Regions from separate parts of the Homo sapiens genome. Here all the other regions are linked to region 1. A link is a loop called in an ENCODE intact Hi-C map of the cell type or tissue named here. Cell type or tissue: PC-3. All regions are shown on one strand. Region 1 has its middle 160 kb from the start of RAB38. Region 2 overlaps LOC107984361 (a long non-coding RNA gene). Region 3 has its middle 55 kb from the start of MIR3166. Region 4 has its middle 56 kb from the start of CTSC.

Region 1 (5,000 bases):
CAACTATTTAGCATTTACATTGTATTAGATATTATAAGTAAGCTAGAGATGATTTAAAGTATGTATATGGAGGTTATATGCAAATATTACACAATTTTATATAAGAAACTTGAACATGATAGATTTTGGTAGCTGCAGGGGTCCTGGAACCAATCCCCCATGGATACCAAGGGATGGCTCTAATATGAGAACTGAGAATTTGCTATTGTCGCTGCTTTCTGCTAGGGACAGAGACATGTCAGGAGTAGGTTCAAAATGAGAAATGGAGACAATGGATACAGAAAACTCTTTTGAGGTGTTTTGCCATAAAGGAAAATAGATAAATGGGGTTATTGTAGAAGAGAGATGGAAGGATAAAGGGAGGATTTTCTTTTAAAATCAGAGCTATTTCACTATGTTTGAATGGTAGTGGGGGGAATTCAGTAGAGAGAAAAGATGATGTGGGAAAAGGGTGGACAATGCTAGAGAAATATCCTTAAATGAGAAGCACGTGCTGCAGTACTAAATTTAAGAGTTGACTTTTGATAATAACAGGTCTAGCAGTAAGTGTATACGGGTACAGACTGGCTCAGTGAAATAAGAAGCAGGGTTATTAGCTGGCAGAAAAAAGTTGATAGGGGAAGGTGAAGGTCTGTGCATTACTCCGTTTTTACGCTGCTGGTAAAGATATACCGAAGACTAGGCAATTTACAAAAGAAAGAGGTGTAATGGACTCACAGTTCTTTGTGGCTGGGGAGGCCACACAATCGTGGAGGAAGGTGAAAGGCATGTCTCATACGGCGGCAGACAAGAGAAGAGAGCTTGTGCAGGGAAACTCCCCTTTACAAAACCATCAGATCTCATGAGACTTATTCACTGTGACAAGAATAGCATGGGAAAGACATGTCCCCATGTTTCAATTACCTCCTACCAGGTCCCTCCCACAAGTGGGAATTACCAGGGCTATGATTCAAGATGAGATTTGGATGGGGACATAGCCAAACCATATCAGTCTGAAAAAGAGGAAATCACAGGGAATTGCGGTGACCTTCCTCTTTATAAAATATATATTATATATATATATAATATATATTATATATATATATAAAATACAATTTAACAAAAGATCTGGGTAACATATAGAGACAGAGCTGAAATTGTCCAAGGCTGTTGAAAGCAGGGGTCTTAAAACAAATGCAGATTTCAAGGGAGTTATAAAGAAGCCAGTGTAAGACTAGGGTACGTAATAGTTAATCAGCAAAATATGAATCATAGCATAATAAGAAAAGAACTAGAGACAGATGTCCTTGAGACCCATGAATAGTAGCTTTATATGCACATTTTTAAAATTGTGAATAAATATAATGAAGAAGTGGATTATACGACCTTAGAAATTATATAACTCCTCTCTCTCTCTCTCTTTGCGTTTGTGTGTGTGTGTGTGTATGTGTCTATATATTATATATCCTTTATTACCAACTAATTTGAGAATATGATGAGATCACTAAATGGATTTTCTCCACTGAAAAGTACATTTATGCACATAGGTACAATATCATACATGAAGTATTCACAGACCAATGGATAAGAATTCTGATCCTACCCCTAAATGTATTCTGAGTAAACTGACCTTTCCTCTCTCATGTCCATGGTTGTGTATTTCATCCTCTCTGCTTGCAGTGCTTATCTTCATTTTCTCACCTACCAAGCTGCTGCTCCTCCTTCAAATTCGAAGTTAAGCTTTGCCTTGTCTGTGAAGCTTTTTATGACTCTTAAGAAACCCTAGGGGCACCTTCTTCCAAGTGTCTGATCTTTCCCTATTAACATTTATCATTTTGCTTTGTAACTGTTGGTTTGCAAGTCTGCTTAATCCATCCTGCTGTGGGTTCTTTGAAGGCAGGATTAAATCTCTTCATTTCTGAATCATTATTACCCAGATTCGTGCCCAGCAAGTTTTGAATAAATTTTGCAAATAAAGAAAAGTGAGTCCTCAAAGGGGTTAGGGGACTTAAGCAAGTCAGTGTCAGAACTAGGCCAAAACTATGGTGTTTTCTTTGCTGAGTTTAAGTTTCTCTTTATTCTGCTTGAATCTACCTGCTTTTAAGGAAGAAAACATTTTTACACCAGGAAATAGCTGATGGGGCAAAAATGGACTAAAGTGCACATTGATAGGTCATCTATAAGTATTAGTGCTCCCCCTTGTGGCATCTCAGGAAGGTGGAGGTGAAAGTGACCATGGACTTATCAAGGTCTGTTAGGAAGCAAGATGGATCTTTAGCTGGGAGAGAACATCTGTGCCCCGGCCTGTGTTCCCCCAGGAAGAAGTTAATCAGAAGATGTTTCCTTTCACCACAAGCAAAAATTATCTTTATTTCAAGTCTTCAATCATTTTCATTAGATTCCACAGGCATCTGAGTAGATTCTTTAGGCAGATATTCTGACTTACATTATTGAGAATATAAGTCCTCATTATAACCTGTTGAAATAGGTTGTCTCATTCTACTGTTACCAGGTGAGACAACTGAGGTTCAGGATGTTAAAGTAATCATTGCAAGGGTGGACAGCCTGGAGCGCTTGTCTTTGAAGTCCTCTATGTAGCATACTTTCTACCATACTCTGCCTGTTTAGACAATAAAAGTTTGGATTGCTGCAAAACAAGCTAGCTATTGTTGTTGCCAGAATTCTGTTAGCTACCAAGTAGGCAAAGGAAGCTGGCATTCAGTGGACAGCTCAGGTGCAGAAATCAAAGCTGCTTTTTTTCCCTGCTGCTTTTTTCTATATGGAGATTGCACATTGCCGAAATATTAGCTGAAGACAAGGGCTACCCCATTGGGAGGTGGTGGATATGGTGGAAGGATGGCTGAAAGTACAAGGATCTCTATCTCTGATGCACAAGCCCAGACCTCCCAAGTGGCCAGTGTTAAAGTCTTAACATTTTACTTGGAACAGAGGCTGGAGGAGAAAGGAAAAGCCTTCAGACTGTCCTCATGCAAAGGCTCCAAAGCCCAACTGGAAACATTTTTCTTCTCTAAGACTCAAGACATTTTTTTAACCGAGCCAGGAGCTTAGGAACACGCAACAGCTGATAGGGAGCTTTTAGGATGACTGGGTGCTGTCTTTACTGGCAGAGTCAAATATTAGCTTTGATTTGTAATGTTTTCGTAACTCACTTTCCTCTCCTGGAGTCTTATCCCCCTTAGTAGATCTAACAAGCATCTAAATCACCACAAGAGTATGATTAACACATTTCCATATCCTGAACCCCTGCAAGGCAATGATCAAAATAGTAGCTGATACCTATCGATCACTTATTATGTGATAGGTGCTTTACCTTCATGATGATCTCATTCAATCCTTATAGCAAACCATATTGTAGTGACCAAGACAGATTCAGAAAACTTGCCCAAGGTTACAATGAGTAGTCAGTGGATCTGAGACTAAAAGTAAACAATCTGACTCCACACTACATTACCTAATGAACTAAAAATAAAAAGAGTATCTGAGGAACTAAGTCTCCACCTGTAAGACTGCTCACTTAGTTTACTCAGCACGTTTGAGAACCATAGAAGAGAAAAGCTAAAGCTTCTCATTTCTCTCACTGTATAGCTGGTTAGATAGATGAGTAGATAGATGAGTACTAGCCCATGATCTAGCCAGCCACATACTTCTTAAGAAAAATAATGGCAATTAAATTATCACCAAGACTCAACATTGTAGAGAGATTTTATAACTGAAAAAATTTGTAAAAAAAAAAAAATACAGGCAACTGGGTGTGTTTGGTACTTTGATTTTAAGGTCGATCTATTATTGGTTACTAATTTGCTTTGATTGTCAATTTCACTTTCAGAAATTCCTGGATGTTGTGTCTCCACAACTTTCCAGAGGTTGCCACATCCATATCTGTCTTGTTTCCCACAGAAGCCCTGCCGTCCTTCACTGCTCAGTACTATTTCTAATAACATTTCCAGTAGTGCCCTGAGGGTTGTACCTCTTGTTGCCCTGGTCTCTGCCACCTGGCCTTATTGCACATCAAGAGAGGCTCAAATTTGTCCCCACCCATTCTTAAGCCAATCAGTATGCAGGTAATAAGGCCCATCAGTAAAAAGGATTGAGGAAGGATCCTCCCCAAAACACATGGTTGTCAGGGTACAAACCAGGCCTTGCCAGCAGGGTAGGTATGGGTGATGGGAGAAATTAGCAATGACCACCACCATTAATATGACTTGTTACATCCAGATTGTGGCTGTTGTAACAATCATGGAGGATAGATCTGTCTTCTAATCTCAACTCTGCCACTTCTGAACTGTGTGACTTTGAGAAAGTCATTTTGCCAGTCAGAACTTCATTTTTCTGGTCTCTTAAATTAGGATAATAATACCTACCAAATAGCCTTGTTGTATTGTAAAACAAGTAACAGACCGGGGTCATTCTGTCCTTGAAATTTTAGGATATACAGATAAGGGACACTATGATGGGTTGAGACCAGGCATATCAGGCTTTGCATCCTAATTTGCTCCACTTAGCAACTGTGTGAATTTGCAGAAATTTTTTCAACTCCCTGACCCTGTTTCCTCATCCGTAACATGCAGTTGAAACTACCTACCATATGGAGTATAGAAATAAGACAGTATATATAAGTAACTGCATTAAGACCTGGCATACAGATTATAAATCCGTTTATTTCTCCTACTAAAGTTCCCATTATTCTTGACTATTTGATACTGGAGAGCAAGAGGGGAAGAGGAGATTGTCCCTAGTAGTGCACTTGTCTTCTATCTCCCACTTAATACCATAACAATAATAGCTACTGCTACGGTCACCACTTCTAATATGACTGCTTTTACCACTAGTGCTGCTGCTGCTGCTGCTATTCTGGTATTATTTATTGAGCAGGAACTATGTAGCAATATGTAAAGGGTACTGCGATGTGCTCTTTACTGTGCTATTGATTTTAATGTCAGTATGTCTGCTTTCAATCAATTATATTGCATGGCCTTGAAAAATAGCCATTTCATTCCAGT
Region 2 (5,000 bases), 550 kb after region 1:
GGGCTTAATTTTCTGCATTTCTCTCTCCACACCTTCTCTATCCACCTCCTCCACCCAGCAACACCACAGGAAACCCGGGCTTCCTAAATAGAAGCAAGTAATTTTCTGAGGCTCCAACATTTTCTCTCTCACACTTACAGGATTTTTCAGGAGCCTGCTTTTAAGGCTGGCAGACACAGCTCCCCACACACAGCCTGGAGATGTACATGTCCAAGGTCAGGGTTGAGCCTCCCAGGGCTCACATGAAGGACAAAGACTTTAGAATCAAAATGACCAAGATTTAAATTCCAACTCTCCAATATATTAGTTGTTTCACCTTGATTAATTTATTTCCTTAATGAAACCTCCCTTTTCTTACCTGTAATAGTAAAATAATATTAACATCTGTCTAGTTTTAGTGTGAGACTTTTAAAAAAATAAGAAATTGTGGCAGACCTTGTTGGTTGCCATTCTCAATTTTATTATCCTGTGGCACCTTTCACTTTAGAGGCTGGAAAAACTTAATACTTATTTTCCTGGTCTCCCCTTCAGCCAGGGATGGCCAGTTAACTCAGCTATGGGCAATGTTATATAAGCAGAAGTCTGAAAAAAGTTTCCTGGAAGTGTTTCTGCTTCCCTGAAAAAATGGAAAGATGAGGCCAACTGGTTCTCCTACTCTTTTCTCCCTGCTTTGACCAAAGATGTTATCTGGAGCTGCAGGAGCGCTCTTGTGGCCAAGAGGCTCTCAGAGTCACCTGTACTGACATCATCAAGACACTGAAGCAATGCTGAAGGCATCGAACTCCAGATTTCTTGTTATGTGAAAAGAATAGTGTCTCTTTATATAAGCCACTTCAAGTTGAGTTTTCTGTTCCTTGCTATCAAGTGCATTCCTAAACTGCTGTGTGTGAGCGATGTAAATAAAGGGACTACAGGAGTCTACAGTATTTACTAAATATTGGTTCTATCCTCCCCACCCTCCCCATGTGTCTTCTCCTCAAAATATACTTAGTACTAATCTATACCATTGAATTATTCATATTTAGAGTGGGATTTGGCCTGAGAATATGCATCCAGACTGGATTTTGAGGCCTCTGCAATGTTTCTTCTACCCCGACCACCTGCACACTGAGGTTAAACTCCCAGTCAATGAGAGTCCAGCCAGTTGGTTATACTCCATATGAGTCATAAGTGTCCTATCCCCAACCACTCTTTCCTCCATTCCCTGTCTTCCCTCATTCTCTTCCCCCATCCTTCTTTCAGCCTGCCTGAATCTCTTCCATCCTTCCTTTGCTGGGTGCATCCCCACCATCTCCCTGAGATACCTTTTCTGATGCGATCAGGAATGGCCAGGAGAGAAAAGAGAGTCATGTGACACAAATTTAGTTGCCCCATTTGGCAATGGTGATGGGCAGGCAGAAAAGCATGTCTAGTCCAGGGAAACCTTGGAAATAAGGGATACAGAGTTTTATAATCAATATATTAAAAAAAAAAAAAAAAAAAAACTCTGCAAGGCAGATGCAGAGCAGCCACCAGGGCTTCACTTTGACCCTGGCAGTCAGGAGAACAAAAAAGCTGGAGAGCCAAGGTCACCCAGGAGCTACCTTAGAGGTGGGTAGAAGAAGCATCCAGGGAATAGAGAAAACAAAGACAGGAACCACAGTGCAGATGGTAGCCTCAGAAGCTCCACAAGGTCCCTGGCCAAAGAGAAAAGAAATTGAATTCCCCTTCCTGTGTCCATGTGTTCTCATGGTTCAATTCCCACCTATGAGTGAGAACATGCGGTGTTTGGTTTTTTGTCCGCACATGTACCCTAAAATTTAAAGTATAATTTAAAAAAAAGGAAAAAAAAAAAGCAATAAATAAATAAATAAATAAATACGGGAGCTACGAAAAAAAAAAAAAGAAAGAAATTGAATTGACCAAAGCTTTGAAATAATTTGTCCCCACCTGCCATACCTCTCAGGATGGGTGGAGGGGGTCAACCATCTGCCAGTTGACCAGATAATCAATGAAGGATGAGAGGACAGTCCACATCAGCCCTTCAGGTAGAATACCTTGGACATGTCAGAGGCTGCCATACAGACCTGGTTGTGCTCATCTTGGGTAAATTGTGACACCTACTGGCTCATAATGGAGAAAACCCATGCTTCACTTTGGTAAAAAGTTCCCTGGTGCTAGTGTGATGCAAATGTCTCCCAGATGGACTAGACTCTTTGCTAGTGAGAAATTATATACCTTTCAGGTTCTATGGCCATGCCCAGATTCAGTTTCCCATGACCACAGTTGTCTGGAAGGACAATGGAAATAACCAGAGGACAAGCCACTGTAATAAGAAGTGGTCACGGAGAATGGCCCAATGCAGAGATTTGAGTTCTGGTTCTGCCTGTGTCTCTTTGTGGCCTGAAGACATTAAACAAATCACTTCTTCTATTTCGCTGTCACTTTTGTTGTTGGTTATCTTTTCAAAGGAATGTGTTACCCTTGTTCTGTCTACCTTAGAGTTTATGTGTAAAGAATCAAAAGAGAGAGCCTTGTTGAAGCAACAAACGTGTTTTTGTGTTTTTTAACAAGCATTTAAGTATCTCAAACTACCATACTTCTGGAGACATATACCTGTACATATACATACGAACATAAATATGCATAGCAGTATTGATACAAAAGTGAATAAGCCACAATTCCAACCTAGAAAGACACATACATGTAAACCAAATGTAAGCCAAAAGTAAAATTCTAAGGTCCCCTAACCATCTGAATGGACTTCCTCGTCAGCCAGGGCACCCTTAAAATTTAACCTGAAAGACTGGTTCAGGCCATGATGGGAAGTGGGGGTCAGACATGCCTCATTATACCTCTCTGGCATTAACATCAACCGACTTTAAGTCTGATAAAGAAACATTTTACAGCCTATTCTTTCTGAAGCCTACTACCTGAAGGTTTCCTCTGCAAATAAGAACTTTGGTCTCCACAATCCTTTATCTTAACCCAAATATTCTTTCTATAGATCCCAGGTCTTTAGATAAACTGAACCAGTTGTCAACTAGAAAACTTTTAAATATACCTATAAGCTGGAAGCTCCCACTTCAAGTTATCCCACCTTTCTGGACCAAACCAATGTGTTTCTTAAATGTACTTGATTGAAGTCTCATGCCTCCTTAAAATGTACAAAACCAAGCTGCATCCCAGTCACCTTGAGCACATGTTCTCAGGACCTCCTGAGGGCTGTGTCACAGGCCATGGTCATTCATATTTGGCTCAGAATAAATCTCTTCAGATAATTTACAGTTTGACTTTTTTTGTCAACCCAAAGAATCCTGTTCTCTTTGCCTGAAACACTTCCTCCCTCAGCTTATCCTTCGATTCACAACCTTCATATCACTTCCTCTGGGAAGCCCTACTTCTGCCCTCACCCTAGTCAAGCCAGGCCTCCTGTGACACTCTCACAGCACATTTCACAGTTCTCACAGGCACAGGACAACACCAGACTGGAGGCAGGTGATTGAATGTTCAAATCCTAGCACTCCCCTCACTGACTGTAGGACCATGGGCAAATTTCCAAGCACCACCAAACTGTGGTATCCTTTCCTGCAAAGTAAGGAAGACAATACAAACTTCCTAGGGTTTTGATAAGGATTACATAAAATGGCACATGTAAAGCACCTTGAAGAGTGCCTGTCAAAAAGTAAACTCTCAGGAAGTGTTAGTTTTTACCATCATTTGTGAAATGTTTAATTTAATGTTCATCTCTCCCACCAGACTATTGACTTCAAGAAGGCAGAAGCCCTGCCCACTTTTCTCAGGCCGTATCCCCTGCACTTAGCACAGTATCTTGAAACCCAAGCCTTTTCCTTTATAAAATGCAAATAATCATAGTAACCACTTCATAGTGTGTTGTAAACACTAAAGATGACCATGTCTCCAAGTCAGCACTAAAGCAATTATCATAAGGCCAAGCACATAGCTAAGTATTCTATTGATGTTTTTACTATTGTTATTATTATAAATGATATAAATGAAGTAAATACAGTGTTCAGGAGTAATACAGAAAAGGTAGTCATTAATTTTACCTTGGAACAGGGAAGTCCTTGCCTAAAGGAGGGATACCTAAACAGGATTTTAAAGAATGAAAGCGGTTAGCCAAGCAGACTCCATCAACTGACAAAACTTGCTGCCCTCTGCAAAGTGAAAAGCTTCATGCTCAGTTGTGGCTATATACAAATAAATATAACCCAGTCCCTGCCCTTCAGGAACTTACAGCCCCATAGAGAGAAATATCTCCTCCTACAGTTCAGTGTCCTTTGGGTACACAGAAGAGCAGAGCCTAATCCAGAATACCAGGTCAGGGAAGGCTTCCTGGAGGAGGTGACATGGAGTGGGGATGTGAGGACAGTGAAAAATTAACCAAGCTATGAAACCCAAAAGACCTCTCAGGCAAAAAGAATAGCAGGTAAGAGTAGGAACGCTGAGGAAACGCAAAGTGTTCCAGTTAGTTGAGGCTTTGGGTATATGCACAGGATTGGAAAGAACGGAGCTGGAGAAAGAAGGAAGGAGCTAGATAATGAAGAGTCCTACAATCCTTGCTGAGGAATTTGGGTTTTATTCAATAGGCTATAGGAGCTGCTGAACAATTGCAAAAAGGTGGAAAGGGGTAATATAATCATATTTGCATTTTAGATACGGTCATTCTAAAAGGACAGTGAGATGGCAGCTGGAAGATTAGTCAAGAGGCTTTTGAAAGAGTCCAGACAGGCAATGGTAATGGGCTGACTTAATTCAATCAGAGTGATAAGAGAGAAGCCTATAATATAATTAGGAAGTACAATCAACAGGACTTATGGACTAATTTGATGTGAGAAGCAAAAAAAAAAAAAAAAAAAAGAGAAACCAATCTAGAATTTGGTTTGGGTGATCAGGTGGGTTATGGAGCCAATCACTGATTCAAATATAACAAGAACAGCAGGTTTGCAAAGAAAAAGGGCCAGCATGGTTTTGTACATATTTGTATATATTTTATTTAT
Region 3 (5,000 bases), 220 kb before region 1:
AGAAAAATGCATGTGTTCCTTAATTATTGGTGAGAAAAGTGTAAGAAAAGGAGGGTAGGTAGTAAGCAGGCAGGGATAGTCCAGAGTCAGAGCAAATCTCACAGCAGGAGGGACTCCAGGAACCAGGAGAACCAATTCTAGAGGTGCAAAGCTCAGTTTGAATGGGTATTATCAAAGAGAAAGTAGGAAATGTGGCAATATTGTGTGTGTGTGTGTGTGTGTGTGTGTGTGTGTGTGTGTGTGTGATGTCAGGGCTCTAGATACTGAGAATGGATAGGGAGGAGGAAAACGGTGTCAAAGGGTGTCATCTCAGACTTATCACAAGGTAGAAAGAAAAGTTGCCGGCTTTTTCAGAATTCTTAAGTATTTTTATATTAACTTCTGTCCCGTCTCCTTAATACTCTTCTTTAAGTTTTAAAATAATGTAACTACATATGGAAAAGAAGAGAAAGAAGGATATATACACACACATATCACCTATCATTTTGTTCTACAGCATTCACTGTTTTAGCAACAATATTGTGTATTTTTCTCCTGTTTTGTTTTTATGTCTGTTGTTAGAAAATTAAAGGTAAAAGAAAACAATTCTATATAATACGCCACTATGAGAAATTTTTGCCAGTTATTTCTTTAAAAATGAAAAAGAGGTAGAATACAGGGCCTAATAGTGACCCTAAGTGTGTAGTGGTTCGAATGACAGGCTTTGGAGCCAAAAAAGATCAAATACAGAATTCCAGCTCTGACATTTACCCGTTGTACAATTTATTTTTTGTTGTTCTTAACTTTTTTTTCTGAAACATTGGAATAATATTACCCAACTCACAGATTTGGTTGCAATAAATAGTAAGTTAATTCTTATATCCTTTTCTGTAAAGGTTGTAAGACATTTCTTTCCCTTTTTTTTATAAAAGTGATTTATGTTTTTATTTTGAATTTACAAATTTAGCAATGAAAATTCTAGAAGTTTAATTAATCTTTATATATGGAGCACCTCTATTTCTAGCTACTCTACCTTTTGTATAAATATATTAACTGACACAAAAGCTTTCTATCAGAAGACCAGATTTTTTCAGCTGTGAGGATAAAGTCTCATTTAGTGTTCTTTTAAAGGTAAATCTAGCTGGGAGGAATGAGATAGCATAGAAAAAGCTAACTGTTTTAAACAATTTTTGAACAGCGTTATTTTCAACAATATAACCATCCTTATTTGTTGTATCATTTCTATTTTTGAGATTGCTGCATGCAATTGTGAGATTCCCTTCTAGGACAGTGGCATGGTAGCAGGTTGTCATTGTGTAAAAGGGGTTATGATAGAACTGAAGGGACAGCAAAGCTATCAATGATCGTCTGTCATAATCAGTTTTTTTCTTACAATCATCTCATCTCAAGACCCCATAACTCCGCACTCTGATTGTGCCCATTAGGCACAGCAGATGGTACCATTTTACTCCGTGGAAGCAGTGAGCAGAAAACTTGCCTCCGACCACAACATTTGTGAGCAGAAAAACTAGACAGCCTTTTCCCCTCAGTATGCCCAAGCCCTGGCATTTAGTTGCAGTAGGCAAGTGATGTAAAAACCCTTTGATGATCTAGAAGAGGAAACATAGATACTTTTATTCTAATGCACACTGTTGTGAGCCTTGACTATGAAGCACACTTCCTCTGGCTGAGAGTGTGTGTTCACAAGCTAATTAACGTTTTCCAACCCTGCTTTGTCTTGCCATAGAAAAGATGGATCAGATATTTCTCCTGATTTTATGTAAGCTGTACATCTTTTCTGTTTATAACCATGGAAGAAAAACAATAACTGTGGCAAATGCAAAGACCTACGGCAATACACACTCTGGGTGCTGATTTGGGGCATGTTACTAAATCAATGTGTGACCTAGGCAATTCTCTTCCTTAGCTAGTTCTCAGATTTCTCCTCTGTGAGAATGAAGGGGTAGGATCACTGATTTGCTTCATCCTTTCCAGCATCAGCATCCGATGGACTAAAGTGATTAATGTTGGGCCTGTGGCAAGCGCAGATTTTATGGGGTTCCACCTAGTGGCTTTGCTCCATATTACGGTTCTAAGTGAGTATGGCATGGTTGTATAGAATAGAGGCTTTTGAGGCTACAGACCTTGCTCTGAGTCCTGACTTTGTGCTCAATATCCAAGTAAACTTGGGCAGCTTCTTAGCTCTTTGTGATTTGTTTGCTTTTCTATAAAAATGGAAAATAATACCTATTATATAAGGTGGTTATGAAGATTAAATGTTAGCACAAAACACAGGAATAAAAGTGAGGGCAGCATTATTAGATTCTAGGGAAATTAAAGTGACAGTTAAAAATAGTGACAACTGGCTGGTAGATGGGGACCTGCTCTGGGTGCATATCCATGAAACTCACTGTGCATCATATAAAGATGGCCAGCTAGACATAGGTAATATGTGCCTCCTCCTAGGAGAGGAACCAGGATAGTAAGTAGATATCAGAATAGTTGGCAGATACTCACATTTTAAACAGATCATATAGGGCACAATGCTAGGATTCCCCAGAGCAGTGACAAGAAGCACCCGAAATAGGTAAAGAGAGAGCAAGACAGCTTGCCCAGCCAGGAACCAGCTAAAAGTTAGGAGAGCCTCCTGGACATGGGGAAATAGTAAAAGAGAAACCCCCGGGGTTCCAAAATCAGCTTTTACTATCATGGCCACCAAAGAAACCCTTAACTCGTTAGGGCCTTGGGCTTGACATACAGAGCTGGCTAAAGATTGCAAAGAGATGTTTCTCCAGAAAGAGAACCCATGCAAAATTTCACAGGCACCTGAGCTTGGAGCAGCCTCAGCTGGGAGCTATCTTGAGAGCCTAGATACTGGAGATCTACAAACATGGCTGGGGCTACTGCACTGCTCCAACAAGAGAAAGAAGAGGCTGGGCACTCCCATGCACCCCTAGGAGGGTGCTTGCTGCCCTGCTGTGGGCTGCTGTGAGACTGAGATGTAAGTGGACCATATTCCCCATAGCTTCTTGCCCATACTGCTAGACTGGAAGGTACTCTGCCCACCCTGGGTCCCAGGCCCAGGGTGAGTGCCATTTTGAGAGTTTAAGGCTGAGCCATATGTCACCTTAGGCCTGAGTTCAGGCTGATGTGGTTGTAGCTGCCATCTGGCCAAGGAGGAACAAGAAGACAAAGGTATCCTATGTATATCTAAGACAATATTTACTTCCCTGCAACAGGCTGCTGTGAGATTGAGACACAAGTGGACTGTATTCTCCACAGCTTCATGCCCACACTGCCTGCATGGGAGGAGACCCACCCTCCCTGACTATAGACTCAAGGTGCCATTTTGAGAGTTTAATGCTTGGTTGTCCCCTGCCCTTGAGATGAGTTTGACTTGACATGGCTTCAGCTAATGCCCAGTTAAAGAGGTATAGGAAAGCCAGGCTTCCCAATGCACATCTAGGTCAATACCCAGTACCCTACTACGGGCTGCTGTAAGACCAAGACTCAAGTAAACTGCTTTTCCCATAGCTTCTTGCCCATGCTTCTTGCCTGAAGGGACCTTACACTCCCTGGTCACAGGCCCAGAGTGCCATTCTGAGAACTTAATACTGGGCTGTGCCCCAACCTTGGGCCAAGTTTGAGGTGACATAGTTGCAGCTGCCACCCAGCTGGGAAAGGGATAAGTGAGACAAAGCTCTCCTAAGCACAGTTAGGACAATGCTTACTGCCCTGCTACAGGTGGCTGTGGGACTGGAGACTAGCCCACCCAACCCATCACAGCTTCCAGCAACAACAACATGCGTTGCTTGGGTCCCAGTGGGTTGCACCACCATTGCTACTACCATCACCCATACCACATTAGCTACCAAGGGTCCTAAGAACCCACCCACACACTGGGACCACTGCTCTTACTATTAATTTCTAAGCAAGCCACGTGAAGGCTCAAGAATCAGTCCTCCCAGACTCACAAACACTAGAGCCAGTGTAAGTTGCTCTGGGGCCTGAAAGGACCCCACTGCTACTACCACCAGAGCCTGAAGACTGATTTAGTTGGTGTCCAGGTCACTAGCTTAATTCCACCACAAACTCAACTATTAGCTGTACCCTTAGTCACTGAGGAAATCACAGAGACCACTGCCCTGTGTACTGCCAAAATATTCATACAAAGATCACACTACCATGAGCACCCAAAATCAAAGCCACAGTATCTTAACTGAATCAACAACATATACACATCCTCAGGAAAAAATTCTCCCCTATGAAAGCAATTTCAAAAACTTGGAAAAAGTGACTGCTATACAAGATGCACCAAAATCAATGGAGGGACACAGGAAACATGAAAAATCAGGGAAATATGATACCATCAAAGGACCAAAATTATCCAATAACAGATCCCAATCAAAAATAATTCCTCTTTAAAAGTTCAGATAAAGAATTCAAAATACTGATCTTAAAGAATCTCAATGAGATGCAAGATAAACCTGAAAATCAATACAAAGAAATCAGAAAATCAATCCAGGATATTAATGAGAAATTTACCAAGGAGATGAACATCATAAAAACAAATAGAATAGAAATTCTGGAATTAAAAAATTCATTGAAAGAAATAAAAAATATATCCAAAAGTTTCAATAATAGACTAGACCAAGAAGAAGCATCTCAGAACTTGAAGACAAGACTTTCAAAATAATCCTGTCAGACAAAAATAAGAGAAACAGAATAAAAAATGAATGAACAAAGCTTTCAGACATCTGGGACCAGATAAAGTGACCAAATTTACTAATTATTGGTATTGCCAAAAGTGAAGAGGGATCAAAAAGTTTAGAAAACATATTTAAGAAAATAATGAAAATTTCTCATCTATCAAGAAAGTTAGGCATCTAGATACAGGGGACACAGCAACCCCAAGGAAAATACATTGCACAAAGGACCTCACCATGGCATATTATACTCAGAATGTCTAAAGTCCAAGTGAAATAAAGAGTTTTAAAATTAGCAAGAGAAAAATATCAAGT
Region 4 (5,000 bases), 270 kb before region 1:
AGAGTACTGACTTTGGCAAACATCCAGGAAACACTCTTATGGGAAGCTTCTCTGTTTTTGTTTTGGAGCAACTTTGCACAATTAATCACAGCATCATTTACAGTTATAAAAAGTTGGAAACAACCTAGAGGCCCAATAAGTAGAAAATAGATCATTTATAGTACACAAACTTGACAATATATTATACAATATTAAAAACAACAATGGCACTAACATAACAACATTAAGAAGTACTTATGTTATATGTGGGAAAAATGATGCTGTATTTTGTTATGAAAAATGCAAATGGATATGTTAGTGCCTTCAAAAGGGCAAGAGGATTATGAATGATTAAGCGTACTTATTTCCTTTATTGTTTTTCTTATGAAAAATAGCTATGGTATAAATAACAGAAAATGTAATAAAAATTTGCATGACCAAAGAGGCCTTATCACATAAATAAGCTCAAGTCTCTCTCTCCTCCAAAAAGCCACTATAAGAGCCTGTTCTCACACTGGTGTGAAGATGGAGTAATTTTTAAAGAAAAGAGGTGTAATTGACAACAGTTCCACGTGGCTGGGGAGGCCTGGGGAAACTTAGAATCATGGCATAAGGTACCTCTTCACAGGACGGCAGAAGAGAGAATGAGTGCAGAGCAAAGGGGGAAGCACCTTATAAAGCCATCAGATGTCAGGAGAAGTCACTCACTATCATGAGAACAATATGGGGGAAACTGCCCCCATGATTTACTTATCGCCACTTCGTCCCACCCTTGACACATGGGGATTATTACAATTCAAGGTGAGATTTGGGTGGGGACGCAGAGGCAAACCATATCAGCTACCAACTTTTCACCTACTGCAAATATCACATTATACTTTTCTTAACATTTAAGTGTCTTCAACGAAATTTCTTTTACCTTCTCACTTTGTGTTTTCTCCTCAGTCTGTTGAAATCTGCCTTCTGCCAGGTCACTTAATGTGAAATTGTTCACATCAAGATAAAATCCACCTTGTTGCTGAAAATAGTTTTCAGTCTTTCAGCAGTTGGTATTTATTTGGTCACACCTTCTTTAACCTTGCAATTCCCAGATTTCAGATCTGTATTTCTTTGCAATATTCTTTTCAGTCTCCCGGTCCTCCTTAAACTTTACTTTCCCTCTAGGCATGTGAGCTCCCTTAAATAATCAGGCCCAGAAAAGCATTTAACATGTGGCAACAGTCACATCTCACTCCCTCTTGAGCTAAATCACTATCTCTCCAAGCCACTTGCTTTGCAGGCTCTAGACTAACTGATCCCAAGTAGCCATAAAATGCCATATACCCTATAGTTCCACAATGTATAGCCAATTGCTAACTAATGTTATTTCTGTGAACCAATGAGAATTCTTGACAAAAAAATTTTGTAATTGTTGCTTCCCCTGATTCATCTTTTTTTTCTTTAAACACTTGAGCATCTGTTTTGTTCTCCAGAGCACTCCCAAGGCAATTTGGAAGTGTTTCCTGGGCTGCAGTCCTTAACCTTTGTGCTTGAATAAACTCTCTTAAAATAGACTTTGAATTTGTTTATTTTATGTTGACAGTTTCTTGGTGTCTGTTGACCAGATGCCACTCTCAGGACCTTGCCATGTGGGCCTCTATAACACAACAGTTTGCTTCATTAAAATGTGCAAGCTATGAAAGCAACAGAGAGAGTGTACTTGCAAGACAGGATTCATAATCTCTTGTAACCTAATCATGAAAGAGACATCTCCTCAATGTTTCCATATTCTGTTGGTCAGAAGCACATTACTGAAGGAGATAGTGTTACATGAAGCCTGAATATACCAGGAGGTAACTTCACTGGGGGTCCTCATAAAGGCTGCCTATTATAATTCTAAACCCTGTATCTCATTCTCCACTGATACAAGGCACAAGTCCTATTACTAAATGCAACATGCACAAGTCTGAATACATCATCTTTCTATTCCCAAAGGCAGCTCATTTCCATCTTTTTAGTTAATGGCATCTCCATTCACCAACTTTTCAAAAATCAGAAAACTATCGTATTTATTCATCTTCCTTACCCCAACATTCAATTAATCATGAGCTGCTATTAATTCTGATTTCTAAATACCTATTACATCTGTCTCTCCACATGTCTGTCTTAACCTATCATGATCTGTAACCTATGTCATCGCTATGGCTTCCTAACATACCTTCCTACTCCCAGTCTTGCTCTCTTCCAGTCCTTACCACACCAGTGGTGACAATGCCACATTCCTGCTTAAAATGCTCACCTGGTTTCCCATAGCTCAAAAATATTTCAAGATGGATATGGATAGTGATTCTGAAAATGCACATTCAATAAATCTGTGATTTCCACAATACAGGCTACAAAAATTTAAACTCAGGAAAATCTTAGCTGGTAAGAATATGTGAAGTTGAGTGACAGTTGTGAACAATCTAGCTTTCTATTTGAATAATATGCAAAATCCCTATATAAGTTGTTTAGTGTGGAATCTCAGATATGGGGGATGTAAACTCAAAACAGTTGTATTAGTTTTCAGTAACCACTATCAATTGTTCTTTGAACATTATCTATTTGGAAGGCTGTATCCCTTGAAGATATTTCAGTTCCACTCTATAACTTTCCAGACATTTTCACATATTAGAAGTTTCATGGCAGTTCTGAGAAACTCAGACCTATTTATTGTAATATTTCAATCTCCAAGGGCTTCTGCTAGCTCACAGAGTGCCAATATGGGAATGGGAAAATGATGCCCCTTCCTCCTGGTGGAGACAGGGACCTGCACAATCAGTTCAGACCACTAATTCCTCCCCAGACCGTGTGAAATTCTAGCCGCCTGGAATTTAGAGATTGTGTGGCCTGCTTTAACAAACTTCCTCTTCGTTTTTCTAATCTGGCCATGGAATAGGTGTAAATAAGAGTGAAAATGGTATTTTCTAGTCAGTTGTAACATGACTGGTTATCAAATATTTCAAATATTGCCCCAAATACTACCCCCAGAAGGTGGTGCTGTGAGTTCTGAAATGTTTGTTTGGGAGCTGTCTCTCCAGAAGCAGACCTGGATGGACCAAGTACAAACTAGAGGTCAGTTATTTGTGTTTATTTCAATCTGTGCTGTCCATGACTTCAAAGCACAAGTCACTGGATTCTCTAAAAATACTTCCCATCCTCAAATTCTTTTTAACTGGATCAATTTTTGAGGCTTGGGAGACAGTTGAAAGTTGTTATTCTGACAGCTCCATTCAAAAATGAGATGTAAAAAATGACCTTTTTATAGGAACATACGGGAAAGAACTATAAAAACGCTTAAGATTTGGTTTGGCAGAGATATTTTTCTCATTCAAAAATGAGTAGCGTTTTTGGCACTTGCTGTGGTACTTTGTAGCTGGCAGCTGAATTATTTTGGCCTCTGCCCAAATCTCTGGACTCAAAAGCTGATCTTCAAATCTCCTGTTTAGTTAAAGAAGGATTTAAAACACTTAATGGCCATTTACATGTCAAAAATAAGACATTATATTAACCTGATATTGAGACACTGTGCCTGTCTAAATAGCGATGACAATAGATAAAATAACTACCTTTTGAATGGCAGTGCATTACTTGTATTATTCTTCAAAACAATCTGTCAATAGAACAGGTTTTAAAAGCCCATTTTACAGATAGGAAAACTGAGGTTCAGTAGACCAAGATCCTTGCTCAGGGTATTTGGAAGAATCAGTATTCGAGCCCATGGCTACAGACATTTACCTATTCTCTATTATGTCACGTTATTTTCAATGTATATTTTCTGAAATGCAATGCAGTAGGCCTTGAGTTAGTAATTCTTCCTTTAAATGTACCTGCAAATTATACAACACTCTTAGCCAATAATGACTTAGAGAATTATTTCTGCTTTCTTTAGCATTAGTACTTTTATATTCTTCTTAAAGGTAATTATTCTACCTATGACTGGGCTATTATGAAACAGGGTGGTCTTGGTAGTTTACAAATATGTCCATAAGTAGATGTATCATGGTGCCCTAAATTAGCTTTACTCATGTTCTTTTCTTTCTAGAAAATTTTTGTTAACCAGGATCCCATGCCTCTGTAAATTGACCATCCCCTAACCCATAGCTTCATATCATTTAGTGTTCTGGGACCTCCAAATGAAGTCTTTATTATTAGACAAGGAGGCATGGTCTGTCTGATATATGTTGAAAGCCAATAACATAACTCACTGTCTTTCAATTTGATAATAATTCTGTCTTAATTCAGTCTTATACATATTGCTTCCTATTATCTTCCATTCTTTTTCTTGGAGAAAGTAAAATGGAAGAGCCAAATGAAACACAGTGTTCTAAATCTACCCATATGAAGTAATCTACCACTTCAGATGTAAGTTGGTATAGAATAAAAGGAAGTCACAGTTCAATTTATGGATTCCAGGGAAATACAGTAGTATGATCCAGGAAGTATAGATATTTAAAGGAGGCATCTTCTAAGTTGATGGAACATAGCTGCTGAAGTTTCTGGGGCACAAATAGGGACAGTAACATGATTCTAAATTTTGGCTAAAGATTCCCAGTGAGTTAGTGCCTGGGTGAGGTAGGTGGGCATAGTGTATCATGATCCAGCAAAGTAATAGCTGAGCATGGTATCTAGACCCAGGAAAATGAGGCAGGGGTCGATGGGGGAACTAGAATACAAACTAGGAGGATATTCAAGGTTCTGGGAAGGAAGAAAGTCTGCAACTTTGCATCTGGGTTTATTTCCATATACAATGAATTTTAATAATAAATGCTGGTGAGGATGTAATCAGTGGGGAGAAGGAATTTGTACAGAGAAATATTATGATCAGATCTTTGCTTTTGTAATGTTGTTATCTGTTGGTAAGGAAATCATAAGAGGAAGAGCAAGATTGGCAACAGTGAGATCAGTTAGGAAGCTATTGGTATCTTCAAAGCACTGTCCAAGTCTCACCTTCATCCTCGTCAGACTTTCTCACCCAAATTTCTGTAGGATAAACTACCCTT

What was found. Hi-C counts contacts between places; a loop is a spot of excess contacts. Peaks named below come from ENCODE experiments on the same cell type or tissue, not always from the same donor. Only the 100,000 strongest peaks of a DNase experiment are listed, where the experiment ranks them.
Region 2: a loop joins it to region 1, with 11 times the contacts of the local background. A loop is called at or near these places in 3 of 110 quality-filtered maps.
Region 3: it touches region 1 in a loop (9-fold over the local background); 4 of 110 quality-filtered maps call a loop at or near these places.
Region 4: a loop joins it to region 1, with 14 times the contacts of the local background. A loop is called at or near these places in 7 of 110 quality-filtered maps.

The regions. Positions count from the first base shown.
Region 1 is chr11:88,013,789-88,018,788 of GRCh38, reverse strand. It overlaps a transcript of RAB38 not described here. Among named protein-coding and RNA genes, the nearest start is that of RAB38, 160 kb to the left of the region's middle. In PC-3, a CTCF peak has its summit at 2,173 (motif pointing left); DNase peaks (open chromatin) are centred at 2,178 and 3,408; H3K27ac peaks cover 728 bases.
Region 2 is chr11:87,460,797-87,465,796 of GRCh38, reverse strand. The region is part of intron 2 of LOC107984361 (a long non-coding RNA gene); the gene reads right to left. Among named protein-coding and RNA genes, the nearest start is that of LINC02711, 260 kb to the left of the region's middle. RefSeq lists a silencer at 2,093-2,182. In PC-3, a CTCF peak has its summit at 2,097 (motif pointing left); a DNase peak (open chromatin) is centred at 2,086.
Region 3 is chr11:88,229,121-88,234,120 of GRCh38, reverse strand. No RefSeq gene overlaps it. Among named protein-coding and RNA genes, the nearest start is that of MIR3166, 55 kb to the right of the region's middle. In PC-3, CTCF peaks have their summits at 1,849 and 2,048 (motif pointing left); a DNase peak (open chromatin) is centred at 2,050.
Region 4 is chr11:88,279,516-88,284,515 of GRCh38, reverse strand. No RefSeq gene overlaps it. Among named protein-coding and RNA genes, the nearest start is that of CTSC, 56 kb to the left of the region's middle. In PC-3, CTCF peaks have their summits at 2,794 (motif pointing left) and 2,994 (motif pointing right); no DNase peak of the experiment used is centred here.